Regions from separate parts of the Homo sapiens genome. Here region 1 is linked to region 2. A link is an interaction called in ENCODE POLR2A ChIA-PET data of the cell type or tissue named here. Cell type or tissue: OCI-LY7. All regions are shown on one strand. Links, peaks and the distances in the headings refer to the core of each region. The heading gives the core; the rest is flanking DNA. Region 1 overlaps JADE1 (jade family PHD finger 1). Region 2 has its middle 22 kb from the start of PGRMC2.

Region 1 (5,376 bases), core at 113-5,112, 520 kb before region 2:
CACAGTGGACACTAGCCACATGTGTCTTCAAATTTTTTAATTCATTAAAATTAAGTAAAAGTTTAAAATTCAGTTCCTCAGTTGCACTAGATTAGGACATTCTCATCCTATGGGACAATGCTAGTCCAGAAAAGAGAAGGCTCTAAATCTGAGAGAACATCCAGGAGAAACTTTTCTAACACAGCTCTCCCAAAGAAGAGAGGCAGTGACGAGAGCAGACAGAGTGAGCATACACCTGATGCTCAATGCCAAGAAAAATATTTAAATAGGGCTCTTAAGCTTTTATTGGGCATTATCTTTATATGGAGGTAATTCACCAAGCAGTCTTCTGACTAATTCTCACCCTAAAAGCAAGAATTTTTTTTCGAGACGGAGTCTCGCTCTGTCGCCAGGCTGGAGTACAGGGGCCACGATCTCGGCTCACTGCAACCTCCGTCTCCTGGGTTCAAGTGATTCTCCTGCCTCAGCCTCCCGAGTAGCTGGACTACAGGCACACACCATCATGCCCAGCTAATTTTTAGTAGAGATGGGGTTTCACCATGTTGGCCAGGATGGTCTCAATCTCTTGACCTTGTGATCCACCCACCTCGGCCTCCCAAAGTGCTGGGGAATACAGGCGTGAGCCACCAGGCCAGGCAAGACTATTTTTTTTAATTAATGTAGGACAAAATTATGTACTCAAGCAAGGAGCATTTATAGAGTACTTATAACTCACAAAGACACTTTGATAGGCGCCACACAGGGGCAGAGAAGAAATTCCCAATGATGTTTTTGCCTCAAGGAGTAAAATGCCTAAAACTATAAACGTTAGAAAACAGGTAGGCAGGGTTATGAAACAACAAGCGCCTCAGAAGTTCAGAAGGTGGCATCCCAAAGGCTCGGACAGGTGGCTTTACCTGCCTGCACTTGGAAACAGACCTTTAATACCTTTCTCTGAAATAAGAGGAAAGGTCTTTCGCTCTGGAGCCCCTACACCCTCTCTCAACTAGTTCACTTCTCTCCTGCTGCCAACATCAGCAGTCAACCCTAAAACTCTCAATTCCTTAGAGGTCCTCATTGCAAGCCCTTCACACCTGACACTCTCCCATAACGGCCAATTCTCCTCCCCAAAAGCCCCGTGCCTGTGCCTGTGCCAAGCACACCAACCGAAATACCACATTGAGTTCTGTTTTTCATATTCCTGGTCCCCTCTTCTGAACAGGGTGGCACCTACAGCAGCAAAGCCTTGCTTTCTAATGTGCAGCTTTTAACTTGCTGAAAACTTAGAGCACAGAAAACTGAAAATAACCCTATTTGCCTAAAAAGTATTTCATCCTTAAGGATCTATACAACTTTCATCTCCTCTGCAGGTTTCCCTGCCCTCCCCTCCTCTGAATCTGTATCTGTATCTGTTTCCACAGTGCATCAAAAAGACATCTCTATTACTGCCCTGATGACTTTCACATCAGAGCTCTTCTTACATATGTCTAAAGCAGAGTTCCTTGAAAGCAGGCCCAGCTCCTTTCCCATCACACATTCTTTCAAGGTGTCCTGGGTTTAATTTGTAATGTAAAACATAAGCTAACGGGCTAGAGCTCAGGCACTGTGCTAGGTACAAAATTTCCCTCTGTTATCTGAGGGGAGCTCTTCTCTGAGTAGTCTGTTAGCTTCTCAATACACAGACACTGTGTGATATTTATTTTGACTGCCTGGAAGCCAACTAACTTCTGGTTCTCAGCTGCACTGTGAAAATATGAAGTTGCCAGAGAGCTGAGATACAGACAGCAGTAGTATTCAATATAGTCACATTAAAACCAAGTGAAGAGCAGGGACTTTCGACCTATTAAGAACCTGTACTTAATAATTTTCACATCACACTAGGCAGTCTTCAACCTCCCCTTGTATTGAGTTGAACCAGTTAATGATTACCTGGCTTTGATTAAGTTCCCCTTTCATAAAGCGCAACTGCGAAGTACCATAAATGATGTTTAGGAAAACCAGACACACCAGTGACTCTTGGAACTGGATTATTCCTCCCAGGATAACAAATAGGAAGCCTCAGGAATGCTTGCCTGCAGTCAACCTTACCCAGTAAGATCTGGTTACAGACCTGCAGTATCACACTCAGGTACGTTTCTCCAGGCTTTGGCTTTCTCTGACCTGCCTGACATGCAAAGGGCCTCAGCAATTTAAAGCATTACATTAAAAAATCATGTTTTTACCCCGACCCAAACCCTGGTAGGCTCCAAGAACAACAAAGCAGGACTTACTGCCATTGTCGTCAGAATCCTCACTGCTGCTGGGAAGGCGACCTCGTTTCATGATCTCCCCGGGAAACAGCAGGCAGCCTGCAAAGCAATGAGACAGCACTTAACCCAAGATGATAATACACAATCATCAAGTTGTGCTTCAGATGGCAGCCCAGGATTTACAGCAAACAAAAGCAAACAAATGGCTTTAAGTAGCATTTGAATTGTAAACAGTAAAAAGACCAAAGATACATAATTAGGTGCAATCATTAACAAACCAGGTTAAAAAAGGAGGGGGAGGGGTGGAGAAGTCACATATCAGTAGGTCTCCCAAAGATGCCAGGTTTCTTTCTATATTCCTGTGACATTATTACTATAACTACTCCAGGAATCTTTAGCTGACTGGCAGCAAGCACTGCAGAAAAAAATCCACAGCAATGAACACTGTACTGTGCTTCCTCACTACAGACAGATTCATATTTTATGCGTACATGTGGGGGGTGGGGTGGGGTTGTGCCTGGATGTGTGAATATTTACACTGCACTGGGCATGATTATGCTTCTCAGGCAAATTTTACTAAAATAACCCTAAAGGCGAAAGAAACAAAACAAATCGGGTAATGGAATGCAAATGTCTCCTCCAGCCATCTCTAACCCCACAGAGGGAACAGGAAGGAACCACAGACATTATACAATTTTGATCCAGACCCCTCCCTTTCACATTAGGAAACTAAAGCCAAGAAAGGTTAAGCAGCAACTTCCCCAAGGTCACGTTGTGGGAATGGAGCTTCTAATTCCAAATCCAACACTATTTCCACTCCACTTCACCTCAGCTCCCTTCAGGACAAATAGACCCAAATCCAGCCAAAATAAGAAGTCAGTTTGTACAAAGACCCAGCGCACCTGGCCAACTCCTCCCAGGTAGCTGATGATAACAGAATTCTAGCACTACCCTCAAGTATGAGAAAGGCTGCATTTAGGTAAGAAGGCAGTGAACTGAGACGGAATGGCCAGTAATGAACTTATACAGATGGTCTCGCGGTTATATTCACACAGGGCAGCTCTCTAAACAAATACAAAAAGCTTTTCCAAATTAAAATTACTGATCAACCTGACATCTTTAGGGCACTGGTCTGTCAGTTCAATGAATCCTAAAAATGAAAGGGAGCTTTTTCAAGTGAGAAAAAGTATGGTAGTCCATCACCTACCTACCCATCCACCCTCTCAGAAAAGTACATCCCAACCTCCTCCTCATTGGGAATCACAATATGTATGATGTGGTGTTAACAATGCAAATGTGGCTGGGCATGGTGGCTCACCCCTGTAATCCCAGCACTTTGGGAAGCAAAGACGGGAGGATCACTTGAGGTCAGGAGTTGGAGACCAGCCTGGCCAACATGGTGAAACTCCGTCTCTACTAAAAATATAAAAATTAGCCGGGCGTGGTGGCAGGTGTCTGTAATCCCAGCTACTTAGGAGGCTGAGGCAGGAGAATCGCTTGAACTCAGGAGGCGGAGGTTGCAGTGAGCCGAGATCACACCACTGCACTCCAGCCTGGGCGACAGAGACCCTGTCTCAACATACACACACACACATACACACAACAATAGAAGTGGGGCACATAGGAATGGTGTGGAGAAAAAAATGTGGAAAACCGGGCTGGGTGTGGTGGCTCATACCTGTAATCCCTGCACTTTGGGAGGCCGAGGTGGGAGGATCACGAGGTCAGCAGTTCGAGACCAGCCTGACCAACACGGTGAAACCCTGCCTCTACTAAAAATACAAAAATTAGCCGTGCGTGGTGGCGCGCATCTGTAATCCCAGCTACTCAGGAGGCTCAAGCAGGAGAATCACTTAAACCCGGGAGGCGGAGGTTGGAATGAGTGGAGATCACACCACTGCACTCCAGCCTATGTGACACAGTGAGATTCTGTCTTGAAAAAAAAAGAAAAATGTGGAGAACCACTGTGATAGAACAAGAAAGCAATTTTAAAAAACCAAAGCTCCACTCTAAAAAGGCCTACAAAAGAGCAGTCAAAAAAGCCTAAACTCCCTTTTCCTTTGACTAGTCACTTCACAATTTATCACCCTCTGTTAAAATTGTATATAAGCCTTCAGGTCTAACTCTTCTTGGGTTTTTTCTCTTCGGTGAAGTCTCCTTCCCTTTACCCACATCTGGCACATAAAAATATCAACATCAGTGAAGTTTGCCTTTTCTCCTGTAATGTCTTTTGTCATTTAATTCAGACTCGCATGAACTGAACCTAAAAAAGTAGATGAAAAGTTTTTCCTATACTACACTTAAAAAATGGATCTACACAATTCATCCAAATATTTAGGTCCCTAATCTATAATTGCAATATTTTATATTTTCTTCCTGAGAAACTCACCCAGTTAAAGTTTTTGTTTATCAATTGATTCTTCAAAAGCCATTAAAATGATGTACCAAGAGAAAGGCTGAACATAAGTCCTGATCAGTATGGGTCATGAGCTATATTATGGACACGCTTTACAAGCTGGGGTTTCATGCTGTAGGCATAGTCAAGTCCTAAAACCCACTCCATCCCTTTTCCAAAAGCCCCACTCACCCATAACCAGGCAATCTGCAACTTGGCCTGGGGTAAGCCCACTCCAGCCCTCAGGTTCCATAACCAAGAAACACCAGTGGTCCACTCCCTATTCAACTGTTTTCTCTGCCCTGTGTGTGCCAAAAACACCAACTGCAGACAGGTAAGCTCTCCAACCTTCTAGAGAATGCACCTCTGGGTCCCCTCAGGATCCAGCAAGAGGTAAAAGGGAAAAGGGAAAGGCAGAAGACCACTCACTCCTAACAGCTTCAGCTCCCCAAAGCCAACATTACAAAAGAGTGCTAAAAAAAATTAGTACTAGGCTGGTCGCGGTGGCTCACATGTGTAATCCTAGAACTTTGGGACGCCAGGGCAGGAGGACTGCTTGAACCTAGGAGTTGAGACCGGAGTGGGCAACACAGGGAGACCCCTATCTCTATAAAAAAATTTAAAAATTAGATTCACCTAACAGAGTAGCTTTTAAGAATCTTTTTGAATCAAAATGCTTACTTTCCAGCTTTCAAACACAACTCCCTGAGGAAGCACTTCAACAGTCACTAAATAAAGAACGCAAGCATTGGC
Region 2 (5,376 bases), core at 251-5,250:
GAACATTCAGGAGTAATGGAAATAATCTATATCTTGGCTCTGGAGTTGGTTATGTGCATACAAGCTTTTGCTGAAACTCTCAGACTTTTCACTTAAGATCTGTTAAGTCTTGCTCCAAAGTACACGTTGAAAAGTGCAGCAGAGGCACACAAAGTTGGGCAGTAGCAGACCTGTTCTATCACTAACTAGTACTGTGAGTTTAAGCAAATCATGTAACTTCAGTTTCCTCATTTGAAAAACAAGATTATGATGAATGATTTCTTAGTTCCCTACCAGCTTTAAGAGTCTCATTGACAAATTTTTTTAAGTAGTAATGATTTTATGGAAATTATTAATCTGATTTAGGACTTCGGCAATTTTAACTGTAAAAGTTAAAGTTTTATCCATTATATTAAGTAATACATGGATACATTATAATTATAAAAAGAAATTCAAATGATATGATAAGGCCAAAGTTTTCCTGGCACCCTTCCCATAATCCTAGAGGAAACCTGTCTTACCAGCTTGCAGTGTATTCTTCTAGGTTTCTTTGTTGTTAATGCAGGAGAGGTATTATGGCTCTGTGGCTGTTAGCCTTAGCTTTAGCCTCTGTGACTCTTCAGTCTTAAAGACTGAGGAATAATTTTGCCCAGATCCAGAACCCAGTAAAACCACTAGCCAGTGTAGAACCCTGCTGAAGTCATCCAAACTCCCTATGCTTCAGTTCCGAACTAAAAACAGCAACAAAAATGGCAACCACTCAGGAGATTGTTGTGCCGATTAGATATGGTACATATAAAACACACAACAGAGCCTGGCACCCAGGAAGTATCAGTTATTACTGATAAACTTTTAGCTATTTTGTAATAAAATATCTATACTTACTTCTTCACCAATTCATTTGAAGAATAAGTAATTTAAACACATATCCTAACTCAAGAAAGTCACTCAAAGAGCAACATGAAATACAAATGCACTCAGGAAAATAGATCTCTTCTCTTGGAATATTTAATCATTGATCTTGAGACCAAAGTCTTCTTTGATATCATCTGATAAACCTTGCAGATGAGGGAAGTCAGGCTCATCAAGTTATGTTACTAACACTTCAGATTTTTATTTAATATGGGAAATATTTAGTAGGTGGGGGGAGGGATGAAAAATAAAATTGAAGAGAGCTATGTCCAGCCTTGTCTCTATAGTTTTGTCCCATCACTGAAAATCATTAAGCAGTCATGATACCTAGGGACCCGAGGACACCGACAGCATAACATGGCTAAACACACTGTGATGAATATCTGAGCTTTGTTTCTAACTTAGGAATGAGGGTTCAATGTGCTTGCTTTATTTTCATTTAGCATTTATTCTATAATAGATTTTCCTTTCTTAATTAAGAATCCTTTAATCAAGGAGGCCGAGGCAGGAGAATCGCTTGAACCTGGGAGGCAGAGGTTGCAGTAAGCCGAGATCATGCCACTGCACTCCAGCCTGGGTGACAGAGCGAGACTCTGTCTCAAAAAAAAAAAAAAAAAAAAAAAATCCTTTAATCAAGCGGGGGAAAAGCCTGCCTGGTTAGATTTGGATTTTACTATTTTCTTGACACAGAAAGACACAGAGACTAAAGTTTCAACTGAGAAAAAATAAAGTATCACGTTTTCTTCCACTTGAGCCTAATCAATTTTTTACCTTTACACACAGTGATAAGAGCCTGTGCCAAAGGTTCTTGATTCTGTCTACGTGAAAGGGCTATACCTGACAGCCACTTAGTCCACAAGTCAATAGCCTTCAATAATGAAAAGTCAAGGGCCCTGACTCTGGGTTTGCACCATTCCTGCACTGCTCCAGGACAGATGCTCCCTCTGCTGGGGTGGCCCCTGCTCTGGCAGATGATCCTTTTGCTCCCATGACAACCCACCGTGCAGAGAGCACACCCATGCAGTGCCCTGTTGGAGATGAGAGAGACGAAGGGTAGAGCGAAAGACCGGGGCTTGCCCTTTAACCAGACCCAAATGTTTCCCTGGCCTTCTTGGCTAAATGCCATTATCAACACATTTCCAAGAGCAACAGCTGGCCTCGGGGAGCAGTGAACTATGGCCCTTGTGTGATTTAAAGATCCCTCTGCCCCACATTTCACCTCACTCTCCTTTTAAACTGTCTGATACACTGTATTTGAGACTTATTCCTTTAGTTTAACAATCATGTCTTAAGATGTAAATGTCCTTGGGACCATTTGCTAATGCAGTAAGATCCATCAGTCATTCCTGCTACGGCATGAGTTTGTTTCATCCATCCCTTTCTTTCTACCAGCTAAGATCATCAAATCTAGAGGAGGAGAGTTGGGTTATGTTTTATTGTTCTTATTTTATCTTTTGACTCAAGAGATGAACTTATGAGGGAAGGAAGGGTGATTTGGGAGAATAGGGCCCTGCTGGGAAGGGTAGGGAGGTGAGTAAAAAGGGTGGGCTTCTGGCAGACAGCAGGAGGGCCTGGATCAATCTGGGTGAGTGGGGAATCCAGCAAGGAAGCATACATCCAAAACAAGCCCCATTATTTCACAACTATGGGACTAGCCTACTTCAGGGAATATCACTCCAGATCTTGGCCATGACCTAGAGTTGCATAAAATCTGCTTATCTTTCAAATTAATACCACAGTGATTGATGAGAGAGCATTTTTTCAGTAAACTGAATTTAAAACCCAGTGATCACATGAAAAAAAGCATAATAAAAAATCACACACACACACACACACACACACACACCCATCATGTACAAATTATAATTTAGATAAGGAATATAATTCCCAATTACAAAGTGAAGGCTGTGGCAGTATTATGTATAATGACCTTGACAGAGAAGATTATCTTCCCACATTGGCCTGCCACCCCGTCCTACATTTTGTATAGCCGTGACCATGCCGTATTTAGGATGGAATAAGGACAAAGGCCTACACAACCATTGATCCCCCGAGGATGGAACGACTGGCTACTTTTCCTCAAAAGTGTGCTAAGCACATGTGTGAGCTGGTAGCTATGGATTGCCTTCAAATAAACAACTGTTTCCAAATCTGCCTGGATTGTAAAAATCACCCAAGGTGCCTGTTTAAACCAAGCCATTCCACAGAATTCTGATTCAATAGGCCTGGAAAGGCCCCAGGAAATTGTGTTTTTCATCAACACTTCAGATTACTTTTGTAATCAGGCATATGCTATAAATACCAAGATAAGACGTCTACAATTTCAGGAAGAAAATTAGAAAGGGGGAGAGGCCAGAGGGAGTCATTTCTTTCTTGAGCTTGGAAATATGCATTGCTGCCCCGTTTAGAGGATAGAGTATGACTTCAGGCCCAATTCATTGCCTGTCTTGAGCTGAGAACTTTCCATAATATCAACAGAACATAAGAATCCCAGATAAAGAGGGAATTCAGCTCTTATGTACGAAGGCCTATTAATATCCATAAACTCACTAACCTTTTGGAAATATGCAATTAAGATCTAGTGTTGACCGGACACGGTAGCTCACGCCTGTAATCCCAGCACTTTGCGAGGCCAAGGCGGGCAGATCACTTGAGGCCGGGAGTTCAAAACCAATCTGGCCAACATGGCAAAACACCATCTCTGCTAAAAATAAAAAAAAATAAAAAAAATAAAGCCAGATTTGTGGCACACACCTGTAATCCCAACTACTCGAGAGGCTGAGGCAGGAGAACCGCTTGAACCTGGGAGGCAGAGGTTGCAGTGAGCCAAGATCATGCCACTGCACTCCAGCCTAGATGATAGAGTGAGACTCCGTCTCAAAAAAAAAAAATCTAGTGTCGTGGAGCTTATTGTGATATTCCTTGATATGCTGGTGGTAAAGGCCCCACCACTGCCAAAAAAAAGATGAATGTTGCTACTATAATGGTGCAGCCAGAGTTCTGAGATAATAAACTAAAGCTGGTTAACACAGCAAGTTAAAATGTGGGTAGTGCCCAGAGCTAGTTTGAAGTACAATACACAAATGGAACACAACTTTTCACAAGAATTCCTTTACCACGGAGCTAGCTGTATTCAGAGCCCCATTCAGCAGCCTCCTAATACATGGCCTAGGCCTGAAAGGGAACACAGGAAAATAAAACAGTAATTATATGGAGCGATAGGATTGTAAGTGAAGTTTTTCTATATTTATTTTCTGTATTGTTATTTTAATATGAATGAGTGCAATAAGAAATCAGCAGTTTTTAATGTATTACTTGCTATTCACTCATGACTATTTTGTCAAAAAGCAAATGAAAGTATTTCTTAATGACAACTGAGCCAGTTTACTAATGCTTCTATTCATGAAGATATTATATTCCATCAACACATTCCTCTGTCATAAACTTCATTTTCAGACATGAAAACAATATAAGAGGCACTGAGACTCATGTCTCAATTTTGGAAAAAGCATTTCATACACTATGAAAATGGAGTTCAATGCTTATTAAAATAGCACTGGACATTCTGGAAAAACTTAAAATATGCCACAGAAGCCTCTGAGGTAAAGAGAAGGGAGAAGTTAGGGTTGAGAGGGTTAGGAAGTAAGAGCAGGGTGGAAGAGGCCAACAGCCCAGGAATTTCCTTGGTACAGGTAGGCTTTGGTCTTTTTCACTGCCTAAGGCTGGGGCCAGAGCCTTGAGGAAACGCATTGTGGTTAGCCCCAGGCACCCCAGGACAGAAAGGCTCTCTGGTGGAAATAGAAATGTACATTGGAACCATTGCATCTGGGCCTCATGGTCCTTTCATGCTTTGATAGAGGGAAGGGGTAGAGCAACTGCCTAATGGTGGGACTGGGAGAATGATCACAAACAGGATGCTAGGCTGCTGAAAGTGGAGTGGGAATGGCTGATATCAGAGGGAGGGGCTAAGACCAGCCCTGTGATGGTGGGGGGAATCCTGGCTAAGTGAGGGAAAAGGAAAAGATAAAAGCCCCAAGGAGAAACCACGAGGACTTGCAGCCCCACTGCTCTGTAGCTGAGTGCAGGCAGTCAGGCACCCAAACAGACAGACAGACTAAGGCTGTTCTCAGCCATCATGGCTGAGCTCAGGCTACCCTGCTTTGCATATCTCATGAGCATTTTCATGTTTGACCACAGCTGACTAAAGTATATTTGCTTCCAGACAATTTGCTAATAGAGATATAACTGCAAGAGAAAGGCAGATATTCCAGTCCAGGCCAATAGGAAAAGCTGAACTTTCACCTTTCTCCCAGAGTTTATGATGAGGTTTGGAATTCAGACTAATGTTCAGAAGACTTTTTCTTTCTTTTTTCACTTGACTTTCCAAATGATGGCAGGGACCTTAGATAACAATTTTCAAACTAATATTTTCACCAAAAAGGATTAGATAAAAAACAACTAGCAATCTTTCTTTTTATATTTTGG

Evidence for each region. Peaks named below come from ENCODE experiments on the same cell type or tissue, not always from the same donor. Only the 100,000 strongest peaks of a DNase experiment are listed, where the experiment ranks them.
Region 1: POLR2A ChIA-PET joins it to region 2 with 6 read pairs; 2 of 35 experiments call an interaction of 5 or more read pairs at or near these places.

The regions. Positions count from the first base shown.
Region 1 is chr4:128,828,684-128,834,059 of GRCh38, reverse strand. It overlaps JADE1 (jade family PHD finger 1), which reads right to left. Exons shown (of 11, transcript NM_199320.4): 2 at 2,250-2,327. The coding sequence starts at 2,301. Among named protein-coding and RNA genes, the nearest start is that of JADE1, 22 kb to the right of the region's middle. RefSeq lists enhancers at 1,247-1,926, 1,927-2,606. In OCI-LY7, for the core only: no CTCF peak of the experiment used is centred there; DNase peaks (open chromatin) are centred at 2,809 and 3,209; H3K4me3 peaks cover 1,751 bases; H3K27ac peaks cover 2,531 bases.
Region 2 is chr4:128,306,990-128,312,365 of GRCh38, reverse strand. No RefSeq gene overlaps it. Among named protein-coding and RNA genes, the nearest start is that of PGRMC2, 22 kb to the right of the region's middle. In OCI-LY7, for the core only: no CTCF peak of the experiment used is centred there; no DNase peak of the experiment used is centred there.